Linked DNA regions of Homo sapiens: region 1 is linked to region 2. Evidence: chromatin loops called from intact Hi-C (ENCODE). Cell type or tissue: mammary epithelial cell. All regions are shown on one strand. Links, peaks and the distances in the headings refer to the core of each region. The heading gives the core; the rest is flanking DNA.

Region 1 (2,919 bases), core at 153-2,652, 140 kb after region 2:
TCATGGAGTGCATAATTTGTGTCCAATAAATGCTTTTATTATTAATGTTCAGAAAGGGGCATAGCCCCTAGACCAAGTAAGTGGTCAGTAAATGCATGCGGAATAAATGACAAATGCTTGAATGAACTGGAAGACAGGCCCATGTTCTGGTTCTATTTCCATGTCTGACTTCTGACACCAAGCTTACAGCTCCTCCCAACTCTACTGACCTCCCTGAAACATTCCTCCAATTTCCTATTCTAGCACTTTTACTAGTGGTTTCTCTTCCATTTGGAATATTCTCCTCAGTTGTTTCTGCTGTCAAAAACTCCACCCTTTAAAATGCAAATTACATGTCACCTCCTCCATGAAGCTTTCTTTGTTTTTCCCATTTGGAAGTGACATATTCCTTCTCATATTTCCAATATATTTCTCTGTTAATGATACCCACATTTATATTTTAAATCCCTATCATTCTTATGAATTCCAAGTTAGTGCATCTAACTGTCTATTTGGTATCTTCAGTATCAAGTACTGAATAGACCCAAACTTAATATGTCCACACCCCACCAACCCACTGCACTAAGTCATCTCCATCTGCAGGCTTTCCCATCTCAGTTAAAGACAACTCCATCTTTCCAGGTATTCAGGCCAAAACATTTGGAATTTGCCTTGATGTTTCTGTATCTCTCACAACCTTCTATCTAATCCATCCAGAAATCCTGCTGATCTACCTGGATGTAGCCAGAATCAGAATACTTCTCATGACCACTGCTACCATTGTGGGCCAAGTCAGGGCCAATAGACTCCACTCCTGCTCTTCCCTCACCCACAGTCGCTTTCCCTGGAGTGGCCAGAGTGTTCTTTGTAAAATATAAGTCGAGTCCTATCAATCTCTGCTCAAGATCCTGCTGTGGAGCACATTTCACTTAGAGTAAAAGCTGGGCTCTGAACGCAGCCAAACAGGTTTTACAAACCACATACCTCTCTCTCTGACTCGTTTCCCACTACTCTTCCTGTCCCGGACGTTCTCCGTTTGTCCCTCCAGATCCATGTTCCAGCTTTCCTCACAGTGCTCACATTCCTAGGAGACTGGCCACAGAAATCTTCAAACATTCCCTGCTGCCTTTTGCTTGCAGTTAGATCACCCGACGGCAGGCACTGGTATGGGATGGGGAGATGGTTGCTGAGAAAGGTCGGGATATTTGCTTCTCTAGTCCCTTCCCTGGCAAGCCGTGGCTGTGTTCCTTTACCGGTAGAGATGCATCCCTGTCCGCAGCCCTCTCTGTCAGCCAGCTCTCTCCAGGTTCCAGTAATCTTGCTCTCTCCTGGCCCCTTCTGGCCTACTTGTGCTGAAGGCATTTAGCTATTGCCAACTCGCAGGTGCCTGACCTTGCTGATTTACCTTAACTTTGCCCAGAGCTTTGCAAATAGTCTCTCTCTCTCTTGCTCTTTGATTACTCCTTTTTTTTTTTTTTTTGAGATGGAGTCTCACTCTCTTGCCCAGGTTCGAGTGCAGTGGCACGATCTCCGGTCACTGCAACCTCTGCCCCCTAGGTTCAAGTGATTCTCCTGCCTCAGCCTCCCAAGTAGCTGGTATTACAGGTGTGCACCATCCTGCCCGGCTAATTTTTGTATTTGTAGTAGAGACGGGGTTTCACCATGTTGGCCAGGCTGGTCTTGAACTCCTGACCTTAAGTGATCCGCCCGCCTCGGCCTTCCAAAGTGCTGGGATTACAGGCATGATGATTACTCTTTTTTAAAAGGTACCCTCTGTTTCCTGTATAACTTGGATCAATCCACTCACCCCAGCTCACTCTGTTCAATCAGCACTCTCTACCCTGGCCTTCCTCCAACATGCTGGGCATACTCCCGCCTCTGTGTCTTTGCACTGCTCTCCTATTTCCCTAGCATGCTTTTCTCCTGAGGTCCGTGGTGGTCTTTTTCTCTCATGTTCTTAAGCCTTTGCCCAGTTGTCCCTTCTCAGTGATCACATATCTCTTTGAACTAATAAAAATGTAGCTCTTTAAGGAATCTCCAGTCTGTTATCCATAGTGGTTTTACTAGCTTACATTCCCACCAGCAGTGTAGAAGTGTTCCCTTTTCATCGCATCCATGCCAACATGTATTATTTTTTGATTTTTTGATTATGGTCATTCTTGCAGAGTAAGGTGGTATCACATTATGGTTTTGATTTGCATTTCCCTGATCATTTGTGATGTTGAGCATTTTTTCATATGTTTGTTGGCCATTTGTGTATCTTCTTTTGAGAATTGTCTATTCATATTCTTAACCCACTTTTTGTTGGGATTGTTTGTTTTTCTTGCTAATTTGTTTGAGTTCTTTATAGATCCTAGATATCAGTCTTTTGTCGGATATATAGACTGTAAGGACGTAGATTTGGTCTTTTAACATAGTCCCATATTTTTTGGAGGCTTTGTTTGTTTCTTTTTACTCTCTTTCCTGTAAACTTCTCTTCTCACTTTATTTCATTAATTTGATCTTCAATCACTGATACCTTTTCTTTCACTTGATCGAATCAGCTACTGAAGCTTGTGCATGCATCACGTAGTTCTCGTGCCATGGTTTTTGGCTCCATCAGGTCATTTAAGGTCTATTCTACACTGTTTATTCTAGTTAGCCATTCATCTAATCTTTTTTCAAGGTTTTTAGCTTCCTTGCGATGGGTTCAAACATCCTCCTTTAGATCAGAAAAGTTTGCTATTACCGGCCTTCTGAAGCCTACTTCTGTCAATTTGTCAAAGTCATTCTCCGTCCAGCTTTGTTCCATTGCTGGTGAGGAGCTGTGATCCTTTGGAGAAGAAGAGGCGCTCTGGTTTTTAGAATTTTCAGCTTTTCTGCTCTGGTTTCTCCCCATCTTTATGGTTTTATCTGCCTTTGGTCTTTGATGTTGGTGACTTACAGATGGGGTTTTGGTGT
Region 2 (2,919 bases), core at 112-2,611:
GGACACAGTGGTGAAGAGCATGACTTTAGGACAAGGTGGATCTGAGTGTTACCCAGCCCCGCCCCTGCACAGTCCAGGCACGATCTTCAACCGCTCTGAACCTCAGATTCCTCATCTAAAAATTGGGGCTACAAACATCTTCCCCACACAGCAGTTGTGATGCTTCAGTGTAACTGTGCATGTAGAGTGTGGAGTGGCTGATGCCATGCCAGCACATGGTACGTTTTCTTCAAATGCCAGCTGGCAGTATATTCAGGGAGGAGATTTTGTATGATATAGCCGAGTGCACGGGCTTTGGGTGAGGCATCTCTAAGATCAAGTGCAGGCTCTGCCACATACAGCTGTGAAACACTGGATGAGTTATTTATCAAGGGCCCAATTTCCTCATCTGTAAAATAAGGATGAAAGTAGTACCAGGGGGTTAAATGAGATCTGTAAGGTGCTTAGCACAGTGTCTGAGCCATGGTCAGAAGTGTTGGTTATTATGTAATCAGTGTGGGTTTCCTCTGAAGAATTCGTCAGATGTTTATGGAAAAATATTAAGGGATGCTGAAACCGTGGCCACATACCCAGGCTGCCCCCTGCAGGGAGTTTTATATAAATCCAACCCCTGGAAATGCAACTGATTCTGCCAGGTTCCTCCTTCCCTGAAGGAGCTCCCAGTGCTCCCGGATGGGAGGACTACCAGGCCTCCAAATGCTGCTACCCACGGAGTCTGCAAAGGAGTGGTGTTTTGTATGCACATTTAAAAACGTTACATAGTCCCATTATTTTGTTACAATGACAGATTGCTAGGGCCAGATGGACAATTTGTCCTGATCCAGGTGGGCAAGACCCTGTGCCTTAGGGAGGCAGTCACGCTTCTTTTGTATGACAAGGAATTCTGTATCCATAAGGAGGTTTTGGAAAACCAGAAGGCTCTAGGTCTGGGCCCTACAAACACTTTTCAGTGACAGACTGAGGCAAGCTTTTACCCTTCCTATGTGTTCCCTAGTGATTCATGTCACACTGCGCGCTTTGATCGGAGCACATGCCTGCACTGTTTAAATTGTGGTCATTCTCCCTCACACAGACAGCAAAGGAACACATTCGGGATTCCGCTGCCAATATTCATTCACTCTGGGAGCCAGGGTATCTGTCACAACTTCTTTGGTTGCAAGTGATAGAATCACAACTCCAACCAGCTTTAATGAAAAAGCTCAAAGGGTAGCTGAGTAGCTGAAGGGGCGAAGCTGGTTTGAAGCCAAGCTTGGATCCAGGAAGGCAAACTGAGCAGTCGCTCTTTTCTCTCCATCTCCCGGCTCTGCCCTCCTCTGTTTAGTCTTCATCTTCAGGCCGTCTGTTCCAATCTGTGGCAGAGAAGGCCACACAGCTGCAAAGCCTGAATTCCTTACACCTGGAGATTCCAGGTGAGAAAGGCAGCCTCTCTCCCTGCAGTTCCAGCAGTGGCCCAGAGAGGCCCCCATACTCTAGGTAAACCACAGGCTCTAAGCCCAAGGGAGGTGTTGAGCAGTGAAACGCACGCCTCCCCTGCAGCCAGGCGCGCACCTGCAGCACACCACTTTATCAACTAAATGCCGCGACCTCTATTTTGCATATGTCATTTCATTCGTTTGCTAGGGCTGCCACAACAGAATTTCTGCCAGCAGAGCTGGTTTCCTCTGAGGCCTGTCTCCATGGCTTGTGGATGGCTACCCCTTTGCTGTCTCTTCACGTGGCCGTCCCTCCCTGCATGGGCTCCCTGGCTGTCACCACGTGTCCAAATCTTCTTATGAAGACACCAGTCAGATTGGATCAGGCCCTACCCTAACAGCCTCATCTTAACTTAGTCACCTCTTTAAAAGCCCTATGTCTAAGTAGAGTCACATTCAGAGGTACTAGGGGGTTAGGGATTCCAAATATGAAATGGGAGGGTGAGGACACCGTTCAACTAGCAAATGGCAAGGCTGAGACTGCCCTGAGGGAGGATGCGTCTAACCATGTGCCCTTACCCATGACGCTGTACTGTCCCTGCTGGAGCTCATGGCAGCATACCTGGAGGCAAAGGATTTACAACCCTCAGCAGCGGGGAATATGAGAGGCTGTATCCACTGAAAACCTTAGTGAGGTCCAGGGACCCCCTGTCTATATGATGCCCCAGCAGGATACCACTGGTATATGAGAGTCTTGGCTGTCAGGCGAGCTGTGGTTCAGCAAGCCCTGTTTGTTGTCAAAGAATTTTGGGTTATCTTCTCTCTGCAGCGTTTTCAGATGGTTTCTCTTGGGCTCCCCGAAGACCAGCTATCATGAAGATGTACAGGGAATACAAATACCTTCTCTCCTCCCTTTTCCATCAGGTAGAACAGCATTTCCAAAAGTGTGGAATTCAGACAATTGGTGAAAATGTGATATATGTTTAGATATTACACAGACCAACATATTTGGAGAGTTATGAATTTATATGAATTTGTAATAAAAACATATAACCAGGATGGGTGTGGTGGCTTATGCCTGTAATCCCAGCACTTTGGGAGGATGAGGTGGGAGGATCATTTGAGGCCAGGAGTTCGAGACCAGTTTGGGCAACATAGTGAGACCCCCCCTCATCTCTACAAAAAATTAAAAATAAAAATTAGCTGAACATGGTGGCACATGCCTGTAGTCCCATCTATTCGGGAGGCTAAGGCAGGAAAATTGCTTGAATCTAGGAGTTTGAGGTTACAGTGAACTATGATCACACCACAGGACTCCAGTCTGGGCAACACAGCAAGACCCTGTCTCTTAAAAAACAAAACTAAACAAAACAAGCTAAACCAACCAAACAAGCAAAAAACCCCATATAAACAGTCCTACAAACCTGTGCTTTTCACTGGCATTAAAATAGAAACATCAGATACATGTCAATTGAAAGAAAAATATCAAGTAAATAGTATTAAGAAA

What was found. A loop is a pair of places that touch in the nucleus more often than their neighbours do. Peaks named below come from ENCODE experiments on the same cell type or tissue, not always from the same donor. Only the 100,000 strongest peaks of a DNase experiment are listed, where the experiment ranks them.
Region 1: a loop joins it to region 2, with 6 times the contacts of the local background. A loop is called at or near these places in 17 of 110 quality-filtered maps.

Annotation. Positions count from the first base shown.
Region 1 is chr5:149,123,866-149,126,784 of GRCh38, reverse strand. No RefSeq gene overlaps it. Among named protein-coding and RNA genes, the nearest start is that of ABLIM3, 16 kb to the left of the region's middle. In mammary epithelial cell, for the core only: a CTCF peak has its summit at 1,323 (motif pointing left); DNase peaks (open chromatin) are centred at 1,004 and 1,254; H3K4me3 peaks cover 501 bases; H3K27ac peaks cover 368 bases.
Region 2 is chr5:149,263,431-149,266,349 of GRCh38, reverse strand. No RefSeq gene overlaps it. Among named protein-coding and RNA genes, the nearest start is that of AFAP1L1, 7.0 kb to the left of the region's middle. In mammary epithelial cell, for the core only: CTCF peaks have their summits at 579 (motif pointing left) and 1,452; a DNase peak (open chromatin) is centred at 1,469.